Linked DNA regions of Homo sapiens: region 1 is linked to region 2. Evidence: chromatin loops called from intact Hi-C (ENCODE). Cell type or tissue: CD14-positive monocyte. All regions are shown on one strand. Links, peaks and the distances in the headings refer to the core of each region. The heading gives the core; the rest is flanking DNA.

The links. Hi-C counts contacts between places; a loop is a spot of excess contacts. Peaks named below come from ENCODE experiments on the same cell type or tissue, not always from the same donor. Only the 100,000 strongest peaks of a DNase experiment are listed, where the experiment ranks them.
Region 1: a loop joins it to region 2, with 4 times the contacts of the local background. A loop is called at or near these places in 1 of 110 quality-filtered maps.

Annotation. Positions count from the first base shown.
Region 1 is chr4:138,386,446-138,397,100 of GRCh38, forward strand. All of the region lies in intron 2 of LINC00499 (long intergenic non-protein coding RNA 499), which reads left to right. Among named protein-coding and RNA genes, the nearest start is that of LINC00498, 79 kb to the left of the region's middle. RefSeq lists an enhancer at 6,225-6,304. In CD14-positive monocyte, for the core only: no CTCF peak of the experiment used is centred there; DNase peaks (open chromatin) are centred at 4,066, 6,406 and 6,796; H3K27ac peaks cover 1,479 bases.
Region 2 is chr4:138,948,482-138,959,136 of GRCh38, forward strand. All of the region lies in intron 2 of LOC105377448 (a long non-coding RNA gene), which reads right to left. Among named protein-coding and RNA genes, the nearest start is that of NOCT, 62 kb to the right of the region's middle. In CD14-positive monocyte, for the core only: no CTCF peak of the experiment used is centred there; DNase peaks (open chromatin) are centred at 4,170 and 5,670; H3K4me3 peaks cover 1,012 bases; H3K27ac peaks cover 1,298 bases.

The DNA.
Region 1 (10,655 bases), core at 2,154-7,153, 560 kb before region 2:
TACAAAGTAAAATTATATTAAATGTCAATTAGTAAATAAATATTAACCCTCACTGGAAGTTCAGAAATCAGTACAATTTATTTTGCATCTTCTTTTTATGCTGCTAGATAAAAACACTGCTTTTTTTATTATTATTCAATTACAGTGAATATCAGAGTGGGTTTGCTCACTAATACTGTGATCAGAGAATTTAAGGAAACTGTAAAAAAAAAAAAACAAGCAACAGATTTGTTTTCCTTATGGAGGTTAAATTACATGTGGAGAAATAGTGGTATTCTTCTTTTTCTACTCTCCAACTCTGAAGTTCAGTTTCAACTTAACTTATTGATTCTGTTGTATAGCATTTCAAAACTTAATGAAGCACGTCTCAGGTTTTGAACCTGGAAAACAACAATATCCAAAACCGCAACTTGAAACCACTGGTAAATACAAAAATAAGGAGATCCAAAAGAGAGCAAGCATTAGCAAAAGCGCCAAGCAGACAAAATCTAGCAATTGCTGCAATATCTAAAATACAATAGTGCATTCATTCCTTCTAAAAAAAAAAAATACTTAAAGTGAAAGCTCTCTGTATTTCAATTATAAAATTATGCTGTTTTTCCCAATGGTGTGTATTTGGGTCTGTTGAACCAATATAGCCAGGAACAAAGAAAACTTTCAGCCATATTTGCCTCTAATCAACTTTATCAAGAAGTCAGTATAGGCCAAGGTGCTGGTTCCCAACTCTTACCTGCAGCCAAGCTTCAGAATCACATGGAGAGCTGCTTAATTGGACTTCTGAATCTGCCCACCTTAGGGGTTTTAGGTTAGGCTTAGGGATAGGGGACTGGCTTTCCAGATTTTGTTTTCCAACAAGTTCCCAGGTGGCTGGTACTGCTGATACTGTAATCACCCTTTATGAACACTGGGCTAAAAGAATTCGGACAAAGGAGATTGTCAATAACTGAAATATGTCAACATTTGGGTTCCTCGGAATCTAGCTGAACTGAGAATTTCAATCAAGGAATTTAACTGCTGATGAACGTACCATGTAGAGGCAGCAAATATTTTTAAATTGTTCTAGAAATTACCTAATAAATACTTACCACATGTAATGTCTAAAATTTATCTCATGTACCTAAGAATCGATTTTATTTTGACGACAAGGAATGACAGGTCCAGGAGCAATGCTGGAAAATTGATTTGTCTTACATCCCCACCCCCTCCACTCCTGTTATCACTGTGTGCCTCTTCAACAAATGTGTGCATACGTATACACACAAAACATACCCTTTGCCAGCCCACCGGGAAAACCGCACAGCAGGGACAAGTACACAAACGGAAGCCCACATACCACATGTCTAAATAGTTGAAAGGTATAAATCCAGCTAAAAACTACTAAATAAAATATGCTGTATCCACTTACCTTGATAAATACAGTTTCATAACAACTTGACAGGGCGGGTTCTAATTCAGAATATGCAGACTCAGTGCTTTGTGCCTAAATATTGAGGCTCTAGGAAAACCAGTTCCCCGCTTTCAAGACATTCACCTTCTTTTTGGAACTTCGGCTTCAGCTTATACTATGAGGGGCCTGGGAATTTGTGTACACCCCACAAAAACAGCCATCATCCCTTGGCCACCCTTTGGGTCCACTGCATGGATGCCGTGGCATGGTCTGCCTTCGAAAAGTGGTCCCAGAGAAGATATTTGCCCGCATATGAGGAACAGGGGCAAGGCCCTTTCGCAGGGCAACTCTGGGCTCTCTGGTAGCTGAAATATGGTCTAAAGGGGAAATGTGGGCTCTAGGTGGAAAAGTTCTATTGGCCCCTGCACAAGTCTCACCCCACAGGGATGGTGTGGCCAGAGAAAGTAAAAGTAGGACCTCTAAAAAAACAGAGTCCAGGGAAGCACTATACTCCTCTTCAGTGACCTAGGATCCTCAGTTATTACATATTTTCCCATAACTTTTCGTTTTCTTTTTTTTGAGACTCTGTTGCCCAGACTGGAGCACAGTGGCCCGATCTCAGCTCACCGCAACCTCCTCCTCCCAGGCTCAAGCAATTCTCCTGCCTCAGCCTCCTGAGTAGCTGGGATTACAGGCACGCACCACTACCACCTGGCTAATTAATTAATTATTTATTTATTTTTAGTAGAGACGGGGTTTCACCATATTGGCCAGGCTGGCCTCAAACTCCTGACCTCAAATGATCCACCCACCTCAGCCTCCTAAAGTGCTGGGATTACAGGCGTGGGCCACCACACCCGGCTATCAAAACCGTAAATACTTAATTCATCCTAAATTGCAAGCAATTGTTAACAGAATAAAGTGTTTTTCCTCCTAATGACATTTTTACTTGTACTGAAGCTTCCATTACAAACACTCTGATGGCTGAGTTTGAGGTCTTGGTATAATGAGAGGGCAGGAGAAGTGAGTCAACGGGAAACAGGCATTGCTTCTTATTTTATTTTTTGAGTCCCGGGGTACATGTGCAGGATGTGCAGGTTTATTACATAAGTAAATGTGTACCACGGTGGTTTGCTGCACCTATCAACCCATCACCTAGGTATTAAGCCAAGTATGCATTAGCTCTTTTTCCTAATGCTATCCCCACCCCCATCCTCCCCCAATAGGCCCCAGTGTGTGTTGTTCCCCTCCCTGTGTCCATGTGTTCTCATTGTTCTGTTCCCACTTATAAGTGAGAACATGCGCTCTTTGGTTTTCTGTTCCTGCATTAATTTGCTGAGGATAATGGCTTCCAGCTTCATCCATGTCCTTGCAAAGGACATGAACTTGTTTTATGGCTGCATAGTATTCCATGGTGTATATGTGCCACATTTTCCTTATACAGTCTATCATTGATGGGCATTTGGGTTAATTCCATATCATCGCTATTGTGAATATTGCTCCAGTGAACATATGCATGCATGTATCTTTGTAACAGAATGATTTATATTCCTTTGGGTATATACCCAGTAATGGGATTGCTGGGCCAAATGGTATCTCCAGTTCTAAATCTTTGAGGAATCATCACACTGTCTTGCACAATGGTTGAAATAATTTACATTTCACCAACAGTGTAAATAATTTACATTCCACCAACAGTGTAAAAGTGTTTCTATTCCTCCACAACCTCGCCAGCATTTGTTGTTCATGGCTTTTTAATAATCGCTATTCTGATTGGCGTGAGATGATATCTCAGGCCTTGCTTCTTGATGCTATTAAGCATCTGCTCATGTATTCCCCTAAAGCAAACTTTGATCAGCAGAGGTGAAGGACACAGGAACCAGGAGGCCTGAGTTCTAGTTTTGTTATGCTCTAAACTCATTTTTGCTGCCTAAATCAAAAGACTTTGAGAAAGCTACAACTTCTCTACCATTCAATTTCTTATTTTAAAAAGTATAGGAAAATTAGAGTAAGCCAAAATTTTGCAAAAGGTACCCTAAAGGGTGTTAGTAGATTCTACTTGAAAATAGGTGGCAAGGGAGGTAGTAGCAGGGGGTGACCCACAGTCAAATTAATGTACTTCACATTGAGTTAAATATTGTGAAAGTTTATTTCCTACTAATGTATATTTTAATTATCCAAGAGTAGGCATAGAGTATATAGTGTTCCTTAATGTTATTAGAACAAGGAATTACTGTTTAAAAGTGCATCTAATTGAATTAGTGACACTCAGAACACATGTCAAAAGTGAAATTCAGTGTAGTCTCCTGAGAGATGAAATATGTCCTTCAAAATAATTTCACCACAATACATTTTCCAACTCAGGGGATTTTGATTTTTGTCAGTTTGGTCTCAAGGCAAACAATGAGTGTTAATGTAAAGAAATAAAATGCAATGATGATGATATAGGGATGGCAAATTCCTTTGGATAATATTCTGTTTATGTGGAATAATGAACTAATTCAAGATTTTAATATACTAAAGTATTTAAAAAATTAAGTTATTGCAGTGATTACAGTTTCCTGTTGCTGTTATAACAAATAACCACAGACTTAGTGGTGGATCAGATGATGATTAGTTATCTATTGCTGTGTAACAAAGTATCCCACACTGTAACTCAGAGTCCTGAGTCACAATGCCAACGTCAATCTAGATGTCAGCCAGGACTGAGTCATCCAAAAACTGGACTGGGACTGGAGGATTCACTTGGCCCCCACCGTTGCTGGTTTTGAAGCTGGAGGAAGGGGCCAGGGATGCCAGTGGTCTCTAAAAGCTGGAAAAGGCAAGAAAATAAAATCTCCTCTAGGTTCTGCAGGAAGAAAGTAGCCTTCAGATGCTTTGATTTTAGCTCTGAGAGACTCACGTTGAACTTCTGATCTGTGAAGCTGTAAATACACATAAATTTCTGCTCTTTGAAGCCACTAAGTCTGTGGTTATTATAGCAGCAATCAGAAATGATGCAATCACTGTCGTAATTTAATTTTTAATAATTTAGTATATTAAAATCTTGAATTAGTTCATTATTCCACATAAATAGAGAATATTATCTAATGGAATTTGCAGTCTCTGTACCATTAGCATTGCATTTCATTTCTTTATATAATATTCAAGGTTTGCCTTGAGACCAAGTTGACAAAAATCAAAATCTCCTGAGTCAGAAAATGTATTGTGGTGAAATTATTTTGAAGGACATATTTCATCTCTCAGGAGACTACACTGAATTTCATTTTTAACAATAATTCTTGTGGGAACTGTTAGAAGAGATGGGACTTAAAAATTGCAAGGACAAGTCTGAATGGGATAGAAGGTTGAAAATGCCCACTTAAAAATAAACTTGATTGTTTAAAAATTTGTGTATAAAAATACTTCAAACCATTTTATGTCAGTATTGGAGTTAAATCAGGGTAGAAAAGAAGATATTAACTTACCCAGTAAAATGTACTTAATATTTCTTATCATCTGAAACGTGTTTTCATTTGAATACCTAATAGCAATGTAGTATAAATGTTAGGGGAGACTATAAAGAAGCTTAAGACCTAATCACTAATCTTGGAACATGGACAACCTAAATGAGAATACAAGACAAAATATTAAACATTAAATTACAGTTAAAATTGACATCAGAAGAAATGACAAACTAGCAGGTGATTAATTTCCAAATAAATGACTCAGAGAATAAATTATATAGTACTTCAAATGAAGGAAATATGATCAGAGAGACAAGGAAAAACACCATAATGTAGATAGTATTTTATCTAGGTCTTTAAAATGGCAAGAAATTGTATCGTATAAAGAGGAAAGGAATGCTAAGCAGCTACTTAGAGGTAGGAAAATACTTCTATCATTATACAAATCACTGTGTATTACAGTTATTGGTTACCTGTTTAGGAATTCCTTGAAGATAAGATCATGTTTGACATTTGCACACCAGAATTTATACAAGTCCCAAGCACATAGTACAAACTCAATACATATTTTTATTGTATATATTTCAGGTAAATAACATGATGTTTTCATATACATAGTGAAATGATTACAAGTAAGCAAATTTTACATCACCTTCCATAGTTAATTCATGTCTGTGTGTGTGTGTGTGTGTGTGTGTGTCAAGAGCATGCAAAATATATTCTATTAACAAATTTTTAATGCAATATTATTAACTATAGTCCTCCTGCAGCACATTAGCACTCTAAACTTATTCAACCTACATAACAACAAGTTTTTATCCTTTGAACTACATCTCCCTATTTTCTTTCCTTCCCTACTCCTGGTAAACACTATTCTACTGTTTCTATGTATTTGATTTTTTTCTTTTTAAGATTCCACATATAAGTGAGATCATGCTATATTTGTCTTTCTGTGTCTGGCTTACTTCACTCAGCATAATGTTCTCCAGGTTCATCATTGTTGTCAGTATGTCCTTTTCTAAGGCTGAAAAATACTCTTCTCTGTGTGTATATCACAGCATTTTTATCCAATTTTTATCCATTATTCAGCAACAGACACAGGTTGTTTCCATACCTTGGCTATTGTGAATAATACTGCTGTAAACATGGCAGCACAGATATCTCTATGAGCTATTGATTTCATTTTCTTTAGGTACATATCCAACAAAGGGATTCCTTAGTCATATGTAGTTCTACTCAATAAATATTTAGTGAGTGAAACAGATGACTGTTAAAACAGTGAAGTGATAGTGAAAAAAATCATTTTCACAAAAATAAGTCTGAAAGTATTTTATGAGATGAATTGAAGTCCAAAAAGAGACTTAGATTCCTGTTAAAACGTTGTATTAACTTCCTGAGAAGAAGACAATAAAAACATGAACTGAGGGTTGACAATGAGAAAGGAGGGGATCTAAGAGGATCTAAGACACATCAGTAAGAAGGAAATGACATAATCTGATGAATCTTTAGATCTTGAGGCAAAAGGAGAGTCAAGACAAAGTTTGAAATTTGGATTCCATCTGACCATAATAGTGATGCTGCAGTTAACAAGAAGGAGGAAACGAGAGTGAGAAGACAATTTTAAGGAACTTCAAAATGTTGAGTGAAGTATGATACATACAAAACACACAAGCACCGTGGGAGTGTGCTCCAGTAATTCAGGAGGGAGGATATAAACTTGAGAGCTATTTCACACAAACCATAATTGGAGCCATGTGAGAGGATGAGATTACCAGTGAACACCAAGAAAGAAAAGAGTAAAGACACAATTTAGGAAGCTCCTGCATTTAAAGAAATAAAGGAAAAAAAAGAAGCTAGCAAAGGAAAGAGAGAAAAAGCAGAGATGCCCATGGGAGGCATGGGACAGATAGAACAGGTCAGCAGTCAGGGCCAACTGCTTCAAAGTGAGAAAAGGGGTCTTCCCGTTTAGGAAGTGGTTTTGGACGTGTGTTAGGTGGCAGCTTGTGACCATTGAGCAAGTACTTTCAGAAGAATGACTAAAAGAGCAATTAAAATCATGTATCTCAAAAATCTTTTTGATTCTGAAATTTATTAAACCAAAAATTGACATTTGGAAACTAAAATAATGGCACTCTCCAATAAGAAGTGTCCAATATGCCATCACACCTTCACTTCTGTAATTTCTCCTGGGTGTATATTCAAAGTAGCCCAAGTAATTGCAGGTTAGTGGAGCAGCTAATGGCCAACATGCCCATCTGTGCAAGCTCAGGTGTGTGTGTACTGGAGGGCTAGGGTTCCCCATACCTTGAATCCAGTCTGAGAACAGAAAGGACCCAGGAAATTCAATTTTATCCTGGTAGAAACAGAGATCTATAATCTAGGTGATCCCAATGCTCTTCTAGTAGGGGATTCAAGTAAATTGTGGGCATTTCTTTATTCTTTGGGGGGAGGCACCTAATGTCTGAAGCACAGAAGAAAGACAGCAACCAATCTCCCAACAAAGTGATTGATGCAGTAACATTTTCCCATGATATACACCATGAAGTAGAATAGAAACAGTTTCTTTTAAGACAAGGACTACCTTTACCAAATTTATAGTAAGAATATACAATGTGCCTGTAAGATGAAAACAGGTTAAATTAGCAAAACCTTGGGTTCAAAAAGGTGTATCTTACAGGCCAGTAGATGAAGTACACTGCCTCTGCTCATGCTGACATTTTTGTCAACACACTCTGCTGATTATTCAGGATAACATTTTTCATAATTGGCAAGGCCATGCCCCCTGCGTGGACTTTCTCAGTGAATGTTGAAAATTGCTAAATACAATTTATGTAATTTATTTTTGTCAATGACTTTATTAGTACTTCCACTGCTGAACTGTGTTTGTGGGTGGATGTGTGTATGAAAATACAGCCTTTACTTTTTCAAAAAAGAAGTTATATAATTTTACACTTCATAAATTTAACAACCAAAATGTTATCTGTAAAAAGTGTTTCAGAGAAGCACTGTTTTACCACTGACTGGTTTGATGGGAGTTGATTAGATAATGGTTCTTCAACTGTGTGTTGTTACTGATACTGGCCACATTCCAGTTGGCTGCCAAGGTGTCTAAATGCTCCCAAACAAAAATTACCCATAAAACCTGTGACAGGGTTCTCTGAGATCATGGATACAGATCACTGCACATATGGATGGGCTGTTTTGACTGAGTTTATAATGTCACATTCCTTGTAAACATGATACACCTGTCTCTGTTTAACAGATAGTTTTTGAAGCTAAAACATTTGTTTTCTCCCAGAACTCAGCAATGCCACATTATTTACCGATCTGAACCTGGGAGTCACTAAAACATTCCAGGATTCCAACTATTTCATCTTCAGCTACAATAACCCTTTACTTAAGTAAATTAGCAGAAAAAAATCTGCTTTGTTTTGTCATAAAAGGGGAAGTAAAGGAGAGACAATGAGAGGATCAAACAGTTAAAGGTTTCCATTACCTTTAAGAGATTAAAGACACAGATTTGTAACTATTTTCATTTTTTACATGTTGAAAGTTATGTTTGCTGTTAGTGTTACAAAGAATCAATCACAAAAACCTTCTGTGAGCATCAAGTATATACAAGGCACTGTGCAACAGACTTACAAATTTGCAAAGAAGTGTATCCCTGTTGTCACACTGCTCCAGAGGGGCTTACAACCCATTTAGGAGGATAGGATTGACACACATGAAAAGATACTAAACTGGACAGTAAATAGGTGTCAATCATGTGCAAGGTGGGAATAAAGCAGCTGATGAATGGCAGGTGCCTGTGTCCATCGGAAACAAGGATGAAAGCTGCCCTTTGATTTAAGACCTGATCTGCTGCCTGCCGAGTCAATCACTGGTTGCTACTGTGCCCCTCATCTCAAAATCACTGACTTCAAATGAGCCACTTTATTAGTGTAGGCCTCAGGATTTATTTGCAGCCAGGGCCACAAAATATATATCAGATTTTCAGCTCCTCATCCCCAGCGTTCTGCTGCTAAGCTCCAACTACAAACTTCCATTCCCAAGGTGCATACACATATTCACACTCATCTCTATATTTACTGGATATATCAATCAAAATAATAACATTAGGAAGGAAACATTGGTGCCAATACTTACATACTGCTAGGGCATTTGGAGTTGGGGGTTGAATAATTTCAGAACAAAACCCTTGGGGGTGTATCTTCATAATTATGATGTATATAAAGTGGTGTAAGATAGCAGCATGGAAAATGAACAGTTTCTGAAAAAGAAAACACACTCATGGATTTTGTTTGTGACTATAAGACTTAACTGTTATAATTCAATATTGGTGGATTAAAAATTGATCTTAGCTATTAGATCTTCTCATAATTCATTACTCCATTCCAAATACCTTTATCCAATACCTACCGTATGCCAGGTTCTGTGTGTGATAGGCACTGGGAAGACAAAGATGAACCAATCAGTCTCTGCACCCAAGAAGCTTGCAGTTTAGTGGGGGAGAGACAAGAAAATAAGCTATGGAGAAGTATGCATGTGATTCCACAGAAGAAGAAAGGAGGAAAACCAAGACGGAATGATGCCTGAGATGAATATTTAAAAGATAAAAAGAAAGGAAAAGACACAGCAAGAAAAGACAACACATGTGTTGTAGGTTCATGGGAGCCCAAAAATAACACCCCTTTTCTCAAAATAAGAATCAATTGAGATATAATCCAAAGAAGACAGTAGAGGGGGACTGTTATAAACTGAGTGTTTCCCCTCAAAATTCACATGTTGAAATCTTAACCCCCAGTGGGATGGTATTCGGAGGTATTAGGAGGTGGGGCCTTTGGGAGGTGATTAGGTCATGAGTGGAGGAGTCATAAATGGGATGTCTTTGTAAAAGGGACCCTGAAAATTTCTTCATCCCTTTCTTCTATGTAATGGTGCGGAAAGAAATTGGCAAACTGGAGGAGGGCCCTCATGAAAGCCTGACTGTGCTGGCACCCTGATCTTGGGCTTCCAGCCTCCAGAACTGTGGGAAACAAATCTATGTTGTTTATAGTCCACTCAGTCTATGTCTATGGTGGTTTGTTACAACACCCCCAACTGATTAAGACAGGAGCCACGAAGGAAACCTTAAAAGGAGGCTCAGGTGGAGGATACTGGTGGCATCTGTGGGCAAGCAGACTCTAATAGTGATTTGGTCAGACAGCCAGTTGCAGGCAATGCTGGACCAGGAGAACATGAGGAGCCAAGGAGAATGGACCGGCTCCCGATAAAAAGAAAGAGAAGGAGCTGGCATACTCATGATCACTTTCTCTTTCCAAACCCTCCGATTAGAGAAGCCACAATCTACCTGCTCTGGAGTGAAGAGTGTGAGGATATGAAAAGGGAAATAAAGTCAGGAATGTTATTCTAGTGGAACTTCCTCCCTCATCATAGAAACACCAGACTAGAGAAAGAAATATTCCCTAACATTGCGCAAATGCACAGACATGAAAGAGTGTGGCATGACATGGGATAGAAGCCTTAAATAAGTTGATATGGCTGAAATAAAGTACATATAAACAGATGTAGCTGACGATGAGGCTGTTAGAGGTCATCTCATAAAGCATTATGTTGTGGGCTGAATGCTGGTATCTCCTCAAAATTCATATGTTGAAACCTCATCTCCTAATGTGATGGTATTAGGAGGTAGGGTTCTTGGTAAGTAATTAGGATTACATGAGGTTGTGAGATTAGAGCCTTCATAAAGGTGATTAATGTCCCTATAGAGTCCCCAAAGAGCTTGCTGTCTCTTCACCATGTAAGGATACAGTGAAAAGTCA
Region 2 (10,655 bases), core at 3,255-8,254:
AGCAGGGCCAGAAAAGCCTCATGAAGACAGCATTTTATCAGGAGTGATTAGCCATTTTGCTCACTCTGAGCTTCAGAATGTTGATGCTAAATTTGTTCCATCCAAGATAAATTTATATTACAATGCCTGAATGTTTTCTTTCAGTTGGAATTTTATGACGATAACAAATGGGTCTGCTCTGTTACGAGAACTATATGCATAGTTATGCATTGACCTGTAAAGGATGTACAGAAGTTTCTGGACTTGATCTCTTGTTTCTTCTCATAGATGCATTGGCCTCTATGGCGAGGAGACTCATTCTGCTTTATGCTCCATCTTACTTTTCAGGACACTCTATTCTACAACACTCTTGTCCCATACTCTTCTCCTCTCTAAGAAGTCTACTTCTTGCTGCAGAGCCCTTTTTCACTGATCACAGAGAGTCTGAGGCCTTTGTTTTGTAAGTGATAACATTTCACAAATATTAAACCTCTGCATGTAATTTTCTCCTTTAAATAACACTCTCTAGAAGCTTCTTACCTCCCAGGAGACATCACTGAGGCTAGGGGCCCCAGAGAAGGACAGAATGGAGATTTGACTTCTTTAGCAAGACTCGGAGCTTGAAAAACAGGGTTAGGCAGTCCCGCATAGTTTCTCAATGGGTCACCACTGGCATTTTAAGTGGGACAATTATTCCTTATGAGGACTGCCATGGGCAGTGCTTCACCTCACTTAATGTCAGTAGCACACTCCAGTTATGGTTGCAATAAACAGCACTCACAATCTTCCCCAAATGCCCCTTAGAGAAATAGTAATTCCCCTATCTGAGCTCTGCTGAGCTGAAGAGATTTCCTAAATGTCTATAGCATCACATAAAACCAAGTCCACAGGACCAGACTCATTTCACAGAGTTCCTCTCAATGTATGAAGAATAAAACCCACTGGGTTAGGATAGCTAGGCCTAGGGTGACAACTTTGTCCCAGTTTGCCCAGGACTGTTCAGTTTTCTTGCTTGTTTTGTTTTGTTTGAGATGGAGTCTTGCTTTGTTGGCCATGCTGGAGTGCAATGCCACAGTCTGGGCTCACTGCAACCTCCACCTCCCAGGTTCAAGCGATTCTCCTGCCTCAGCCTCCTGAGTAGCTGGGACTACAGGCATGTGCCACCACACCCAGCTAATTTTTGTATTTTTAGTAGAGACGGGGTTTCACCATGTTGGCCAGGCTGGTCTCAAACCCCTGACCTCATGATCCGCCCGCCTTGGCCTCCCAAAGTGCTGGAATTATAGGCATGAGCCACCGTGCCCAGCCAGGACTATTCAGTTTTAGCACTGAGCTCAGTCCTGGGCAAACTGGAATAGTTGATCACCCAAACTCAGCTGTGATGCTTCTTGTAGGAAAGGATAAGACATAAAGGAGCTCACTTCTTCTAATCTGGAGGGAATGTGAGAAGAAAAGAGGGGACAGACAGAAAAAAGTACACCTAGGGTTCTTGCTTCCTCTCCTACCCTAGACATAGCCATCCTTTGGCCTACAAAGCCTTACAAACATCCAGATAGGTGGGAAGCACCCGAGGGCAGGGGCTCTGCGCACTTCGTCACTGGGAAGCAATACTCTAGCCAGCTACCCTGGCTGCAGCCTGGAGCAACCACACCTGGCGTCTGTAAAATGAAGGAGTTGGAGAAGATTCCCTCTTAGGGCCCTATTCACTCACTTTAAATGACTGCTTTAAAGTTTCTCCATTTAACTTTACAGAACTTTTTTCAAACCCTAGGGAACTGATAATGTAAATATTCCAAATAAGGAGTCGCAGCCATCAGAGTCACTCAAGTAAAACAGCCAGAGTGGGTGGAAAGCCATAGAAAGTGGAAAAATTCTCTAACGAGCAGACCTACCTTCTTCCTCTCCCCTCCAGCTCTCTGCAGGGTGTTAGGGAAAAAACCACCATACTTTCTAGTGCTGCCATAACAAAATGCCACAGGCTGCATGCTAGAAGTCCAAGATCAACGCGTCAGCAGGGCTGGTTTCTTCTGAGCCTCTCTCCTTGGCTTCCAGACAGCGGCCCTCTCCCCGTGTCTTCACATTGTTCTCTCTATATATACGTCTGTGCCCTAATCTCTTTTTTTTTTTTTTTTTTTTTTTGAGATGGAGTCTCGCTCTGTCGCCCAGGCTGGAGTGCAGTGGCGCAATCTCGGCTCACTGCAACCTCCGCCTGCCAGGTTCAAACAATTCTCCTGCCTCAGCCTCCTGACTAGCTGGGACTACAGGCGTGTGCCACCATGCCCGGCTAAATTTTTTTTGTATTTTTAATAGAGATGGGGTTTCACCATGCTGGCCAGGCTGGTCTCAAACTCCTGACCTCGTGATCTGCCCACTTTGGCCTCCCAAAGTGCTGGGATTACAGGTATGAGCCACTGTGCCCAGCCCGTGAGCCACTGCACCTGGCCCTCTAATCTCTTATAAGGACACTGGTCATACTGAACTGGGGCCCACCCTAATAATCTCATTTTAACTTAATTACCTTTTTAAAGGCCCTATCTCTAAATAAAGTCACATTCTAATGTACTAGAGATTAGGAATTCAATATATGAATTTGGTGGGGGCAAAATTCAGCCCATAACATCTACCTCCCCAGGTTTGGAACTCTTTCCCCTTCCCTTCAGGTTCTTGGTTCCTCCTTCCCCAGGGATTACAGAGCCTAGTAAGAGAGTCATTAGACAGAATCATTCCCAACCTGCTGATGTAACAACTATCTTCAGCTGCTGTTCTTAGCAGGTGGTGTGTGTCAGTGTGTTTGAAATGACCTCTTTTTAAGGTAGAAGTAGAATAGCAGTTCTCAAAATTTTGGGGGAAGGTAAGTAATGTGTTAGTATTATTACAAAAATAATTTTGGCCAGGCACGGTGGCTCACACCCGTAATTTCAGCACCTTGGGAGGCTGAGGCAGGTAGATCACTTAAGGTCAGGAGTTTGAGACCAGCCTGGCCAACATGGCAAAACCCCGTCTCTACTAAAAATACAAAAATTAGCTGGGAGTGGTGGCACGTGTCTGTAATCCCAGCTACTCAGGAGGCTGAGGCAGGCTAATCACTTGAACCTGGGTGGTGGAGGTTGCAATGAGCTGAGATTGCACCAATGCACTCCAGCCTGGGTGATAGAGTGAGACTCTGTCTCAAAAAAAAAAAAAAAAGAAAGAAAATAATTTTGACCCAATGGTCTCTGTGAAGGAGTCTTGGGGAATCCCAAGTGTCCCCAGACATACTTTAAAAACAGCTACCTTAGAGGAAATACCTGTGTGGATTCCTTCCTCTTCTAGTTGTCCTTCACTGCTACTCCTCCTGGCCAATACAGGCCTTCCCCATGAGGCAGGAGGATTTCACCCCAATCTCAACCCACCCTAATGACACAGAGTAAGGCCCAGCTTTAGAGCTGTGCTTACAGGTGTCCACAGGACCTCAGTCTTAGAAGACAGCACATGGCAAGAACAGACATGAATACACATTAAACCAAGGCCAGGATGCCTCCTGGCTCCATCTTCCACAATGACATCACTTTGCCCTAGTTTTCCCACAGGTGAGTCAACAACTTCCCACGTTAGATAGATGATAGCACAAGCAAGCCTATATTAGTTAGGATTAAGTTTAGCTAAATATAAGGACCAAAACAAAATTTTTTTACAGTGGCTTAAATAAGATAGAAATGTATTTCTCTTTCATGTAAAAGAAATCTAGGAATAGGCATCCCAGGACTGGTATGGTGGCTCCACAAAATTGTCAGGGACCAGTATCCTTTCAGCTCACAGTCGGCCCTCCCTATGTTATATGCTCATCCTCAAGATCCAAGGTGGGCGCTGAGCTCCAGCTATTGCAACTATATTCCACCCAGAAGAAATGGAAAAAGAACATTTCTCCAGGAGCTGTGATACTTCTGTTTAGGTCTCATCGGCCAAAATTAAGTCACATATTTACCTACAAAAGAATTTAGGAATGTATTTTTTCAGTTGGGCAACAACATGTCATACCAATGAAGAAGGGAAGAAGGAATGTTGGGAGGCACTAAGCACACTTGGTCACAAATCATCAATTAGAGTTCTTCCCCTCTAGAATTCAGCAAAGCCAAATTGAGATGGCAGCTAGAATTCAGCAAAGCCAAACTGAGATGGCAGCCACTACCTGACTCACCAGCCAGGTGACTCAGTCCTGCCCACCAGCCTGTCAGCAAAACTGTGTTTCTACATGTCACAGACCTTCCACATTGCTAAAAATATTCACACCTCTGAATGTTACATTTTTGAATGCAGAGGGTCTACTATTTGGCATATTCTCTAAATTTTCAAATTATATGTTTTTATGTAAAAATTATTATCTATGTCAGACACTGAACGTAAATACACATAAACATTAACCTAAAAGTTTACAGAGATTATTTCTGGGTAGTAGAATCACAGAACATTTTTCTTTGTTGTTGTTGTTGTTTTCATTCTTTTCTGTAGATAAAAATGTTTCTGTGACCGGGCAAGGTGGTTCACACCTGTACTCCTAGCACTTTGGGAGGCTAAGGCGGGCAGATCACTTGAGGCCAGGGGTTCAAGACCAGCCTGGCTAACATGGCAAAACTTCATCTCAGGTGGGTGCAATGGCTCACACCTGTAATCCCAGCACTTTGGGAGGCCAAGGCAGGCAGATCACGAGGTCAGGAGTTCAAGACCAGCCTGGCCAACATAGTGAAACCCTGTCTCTACTAAAAATACAAAAAATCAGCTGGGCGTGGTGGTGGGCACCTGTAATTCCAGCTACTAGGGAGGCTTGAGACAGGAGAATTGCTTGAACCCAGGAGGCAGAGGTTGCAGTGAGCCAAAATCATGCCACTGCACTCCAGCCAGGGTGACAGAGCGAGACTCTGTCTCAAAAAACAAACAAACAAACAAAAAAAAAACAAAAAGCTGTTCCTCCAATGTACACACATGGCTTCATTGCTTCTATAACTGGGTGAAGCCGTAATTTCTTTTCAGTTTTTGTTTTTGTTTTTGTTTTTGTTTTTTTTGAGACGGAGTTTTGCTCTGTTGCCCAGGCTGGAGTGCAGTGGTGCAATCTTGGCTCACTGCAACCTCTGCCTCCTGGGTTCAAGCGATTCTCCTGTTTCAGCCTCCAGAGTAGCTGGGATTACAGGCGCCCATGACCATGCCCAGCTTATTTTTGTGTTTTTTAGTAGAGATGGAGTTTCGTCAAGTTGGCAAAGCTGGTCTTGATCTCCTGACCTCAGATGATCCGCCTGCCTTGGCCTCCCAAAGTGCTGGGATTACAGGCGTGAGCCACCGTGCCCAGTCCGTAATTTCTTTTCTAGAGCCCAGTCTTATAGCCCTATTATTCATTAGTTGAGGGATTTATTTATTTACAACCCACAGTAGCTGAAACCAGAAATAATTTAAGAAATCTGGTGCTTGAAATAGTTCTTTACTCCTCAACCACTCTATTTCTTCTCAAATAACATTTCTGGGGTTAAATATAAAAATTACATCATGACTGTTCTTAATATTTCAAAATTATGTCTTGTGGTTTAAAGACAGCCTGAGAATAAATGTAACCCACAAACATTTTGAAGTTCCGATCTGCTATTGCAATTATATATGAGTCAGAAGAAGGGGAAAGTTCTACAATTAAGACTTTGTAAGGAAAAATGAATGTTTTTCTTCCCAGAAACTCCCCAGGAAGAATTCCCCTTCTGCACTTTTGACTTTGTCCATTTGCCAGGGAATTTTTTACAACTGAAAGTGAATCCAGCCAATCTGGTAATAGCTGACTCCCAGGGTGTTGTTCTGCTCTTCAGTCCCCATCACCATCCAGCCATTGACATGACCACAGGAACTCACGAAGGGGATGGTGGCCAGCACTGGTCAAGGAAGAAAATTCTGACACAAGCTAAAACATGGATAAACCTTGAGACATTATCAGTCCCAAAGGCAAACAGCATAAGTCTCTGGCTTCCAGAGGGAGCTTGTTAATTATCCTACCCATCCCGCACTGCTTTTTCTCCAGAAAGGACATTTACTGAAAGGCAATTCTTTTTGATTTTTATGTTTGTGCTTGTTGTTCCTACCCTAGAGCCAAAAGACTGACAAGCAATTTAAACACACCAATCCTGCTAGAAAAACACCCAAAGGCACATGTATAAATGCATTAACTTCACACACAAAGAATAGCCCAGTTATATTTACTGAAGATTTACACAGTGTGAGGTAACAGATAAAATGGGTCTAGACTGGACAGAAGGCTCAATTACTTGTCTCAGGGAAATAAAGAGAAAGCTAGTTATTCCATTCACTTGAATCTACTCCACATCTAGCTATTGATGAGTACAAGACAGGTGGCGGATCCTACAACCCTCCTTGTAGGGCACACAGTAACAACCTTTCGCAGTGCAGCCCGGCTGTCATATTTGCAAGGCATACAGTAGCACCAGGATAAAATATAAAATTTTCATGATCAGCAGAAGCAGATTATCCTCAAAGCTAAGGAAATTCATGCTCAGGTCCCCTTACTTACACAATTTCTTCTATTCTCATTCCAAATAAATATGTGCTTCCTTACCTAATTTTCTGTTTGTATTTTTTCTATAAAAGGAACTCCAAATTCCATAAGCTTCAGGCCCCACAAAACCTGGACTCTCCCCTGTAGCAAACAAAACAATGGGGCTGGGTGCAGTGGCTCATACCTGTAATCCCAACACTTTGGGAGGCCAAGGTGGGAGAATCACTGGAGCTTAAGAGTTTGAGACCAGCCCTGGCAACATAGCGAGACCTCGTCTCTACTAAACATCAAAAAAATTAGCCAAGCATGGTGGCATGTGCCTGTAGTCTCAGTTATTTGGGAGGCTGAGGCAGGAGCATGGCTTGAGCCAGAGAGATCCAGGCTGCAGTGAGCTATGATCACACCACTGCTCTCCAGCCTGGCTGACAAGAGCGAGGCCCCGTCTCAAAAAATAATAATAATAGTAAGTAAAACAACGGGTTGTGTGTTCTTACTTTTTTATTTTTTGTTGTAAATTGTGCCAAAAAGCATATAAAATTTACCAACTTGACCATTTTTAAGTGTACAGTGGTATTAAGTACATTCACATTATTGTACAATAATCTTTACTATCCATCTCCAGAATATTTTCACTGTGTAAAACTGAAACTCTGTACCCATTTAAAAAGTCATTCTCCATTTTCCCTTTCTCGGCCCCTGGAAGCCACTACTCCGTTATACTTTCTGACTTACAAATTTGACTACTCTAGGTCCTCGCTATGAATGGAATCACATGCTGTACTAGCTGTCTTTTTGTGACGAGTTTATGGTGTCTCAAGGTTCATCCGTAGTTGTAGCATCCATCAGAATTTCCTTCCTTTTTAAGGCTGGACAATATTCCTTTGTATATGCCATATTTTGTTTTTCCATTCTTCCATCAATTTGATTTGAACTTTTTTTATTTTAACATAAATGCTTGTAACCATTTGAAAAGTCATGTAAAAAGTCACTTGAAAAGCACATTCTCTAGAAGGTGCATAGAGGTCCCTTGTCAGTCTCATCTACATGAGGATTCAGAGTTCAATGAGGAATCACAAACGGACAGTTATCTTTTCATTGCCAGCTTATGAATAGCTTCCGCTAACAAATAACACAGTCTACATTTTCTCACCTGGGCATCCCACATTTCTTTCTGCATATTCCTTAATCAACCAATACATATGTATTGGGATATGTGTGTGTGTGTGTGTGTGTGTGTGTGTGTGTGTGTATTTTTTTTTTTTTTTTTTGAGACAGAGTCTAACCCTGTCGCCCAGGCTGGAGTGCAGTAGCGCAATCTCAGCCCACTGTTACCTCTGCCTCCCGGATTCAAGCAATTCTCCCTGCCTCAGCCTCCCGAGTAGCTGGGATTACAGGCACATGTCACCATGCCCAGCTAATTTTTGTATTTTTTAGTAGAGACGGGTTTTCGCCATGTTAACCATTGACCAGGCTGGTTTTGTTTGTTTGTTTGTTTGTTTGTTTGTTTGTTTTGAGACACAGTTTTGCTCTTGTTGCCCAGGCTGGAGGGCAATGGCACAGTCTCGGCTCACTGCAACCTCAGCCTCCCAGGTTCAAGCAATTCTCCTGCCTCAGCCTCCCAAGTAGCTGGGATTATAGGCATGCACCTCTACGCCCAGCTAATTTTTTTAGTAGAGACGGGGTTTCACCATGTTGGTCAGGCTGGTCTCAAACTCCTGACCTCAAGTGATCCACTCACCTTGGCCTCCCAAAGTGCTGGGATTACAGCCGTGAGCCACCTCACCTGGCCTGTATTGAGAGATATCATAGCTTTTTATTTTCAACTATCTTTCAGCACCTTCAGTGTTCTGAGTGTAATATTCCACTTTGGAGAGTGAAAAGAAAAAAAAAATGAGTAAGAGTAAGCCTGGATAAATTCACTTTCCAGAGGAGGAGACATACCCACAAATCCTAATACAGCGTAATCAGTTCAGTAATAGAGGTATTTATGCACAAGGTGCTGAGGGAGCACATTAAGGGAAGGATTATTTCAGTATAAGTGAGTCAAGACTACCCAGAGAAGGTTACATTAAAACTGGACATTAAAAAAGATATTTGCTTGGTGAAGAAAGTTGCCAAAGGTGTTCTATGCAGAAGAAACAGTGTGAGCAAAAGGCTTGAAAGCTTTGCTACCTCCAGAAGAAAGCAAGTATTCTGGTGGCTAGAGGGCAGAATGCATTAGTAAGAGTAGCAAGGGATGGGGTGCAAGAGAGATCACAGGGCTAGGCTGTGCATGAGGCTTGCTAAGGAATTAGTACTTTTTCTGCAGAGCAAAGGTCTTTAACCTGGCGGGGAGAGTGGGCATGGAGGGGAGCAGTGGGTGGAAGAAGGGTACATCCTGATGAAATGTGTGCTTTGTGAAGACCATCATTCCACCAATCAGGATAGGTTAGCGTAAGAAGAAACGAAGAAAGAGAATGAAGGCAAGAGAAAAGGACCAGGAGATCCCTAAATCTGAGTGAATATTTGACCAAAGACAATGTTTTTTCCTCCGTCAGCAGAAATGAGAGCTGATGAGCAAGTGGAATTCAATTTTGAAAAATATTATATTTCTGTGCTTCTGCATTTTAAAACTGCTACTGTGTGTGTGTGTGTGTGTGTGTGTGTGTGTGTGTACGTGTACAATGTTATACAAGAAAACGGTAATGTTGGCCAGGTGCAGTGGCTCACGCCTGTAATCCCAGCACTTTGGGAGGCCGAGGCGGGCAAATCACGAGGTCAGGAGTTTGAGACCAGCCTGGCCAACATAATGAAACCCCGTCTCTACTAAAAATATAAAGATTAGCTGGGCATGGTGGCGCATGCCTGTGATCCCAGTTACTTGGGAGGCTGAGGCAGGAGAATCGCTTGAACCCAGGAGATGGACGTTGTGGTGAGCCAAGGTCACTCCAGTCTCGGCAACAGAGCAAGACTCCATCTCAAAAGAAAAGAAAAGAAAATGGTAATGTTGGCTATCATTGGGCGGGAAATTTAAGGACAGCTTTAATTTTCTTCTTTATACTCTCCTCTATTTCTCAATGTTCTGTACATAAATATATTTCTTTTAACAATAGGAAAAAAATATTTTTTAAAACTGTAATTTCTAGTCATCCCTAGCTCTTTCATGTTGTGGAAGTTATCATTTGATTGTGTGGTGAGTTGGGGAGCTCCACTCATCCCTAACCAAGCCCCAGAATAGGGTCCCAGAACAATAGATATTCCCAGATCTGACTGTACCCCCAAAATAAATGCATGCAAGTAATGGGAGGGGGAAAAGAATATACACAAAAGAAAATGTGTGACCCTTACATCCACATGGGGAATATATATACATATATGTGTGTGTATGTATATATATATATATATACACACACATATATACATATAGTGAAAAGTGGAAAAGGGTGGGCTTTGTACTGGTTTACTTTTGAAGGATAGAAAAAGTGAAGGATAGGAGGGTAGTATTCCAAGCTGGGTGAATGGTGTGAGCAAAGAGGAATGCATGGAGTGCTTGGCAGAAGGTAAGGGGACAAGCTACTTGGAACAGAGGATTCAGGGAGGAAAACAGGCTGGAAAGGTGGGTTTGAGACCAAGAATCCTTGAGGCAGTGGGAATCAATAGTTGTGAGTAACAGTTCTGATGCAAGAAACACAGGACTTTAGGAAGATCAGTTTGAGGGTGGTGGGCAGGAAAAATTGCCAGAAAGGAAATGGGGTTGGAGGTGCGGCTTCCTCATTGCCACACCAGGAAGAGAGTGGTTAGAGCAAAATGTCCATCGCCAATGCTATGTCTTCACTGGTCCCTTTCAAACGTGCTGTTTCTTTCTTTAAAAATAAAAACAAATGTATTGAGATGTAATTCCTATGCCATACAGTTACACATTTAGAGTATAGAATTCATTGCTTTTTAGTATATTCATGTAGTTATACAAATGTCACCATAATTTAATTTTAGAACATTTTCATAAAAGAAACCTCATACCCATTACCAGTCTTCTCCCATTCTCCCCTAACCCTCCAGTCCTAAGCAGCCACTAATCTATTTTCTGTCTCTATGGCCTTTCCTGGGTATTTCATATAAATGGAATCATATAGTGTGCAGTCTTTTGTGCCTGACTTCTTACACTTAGCATGAG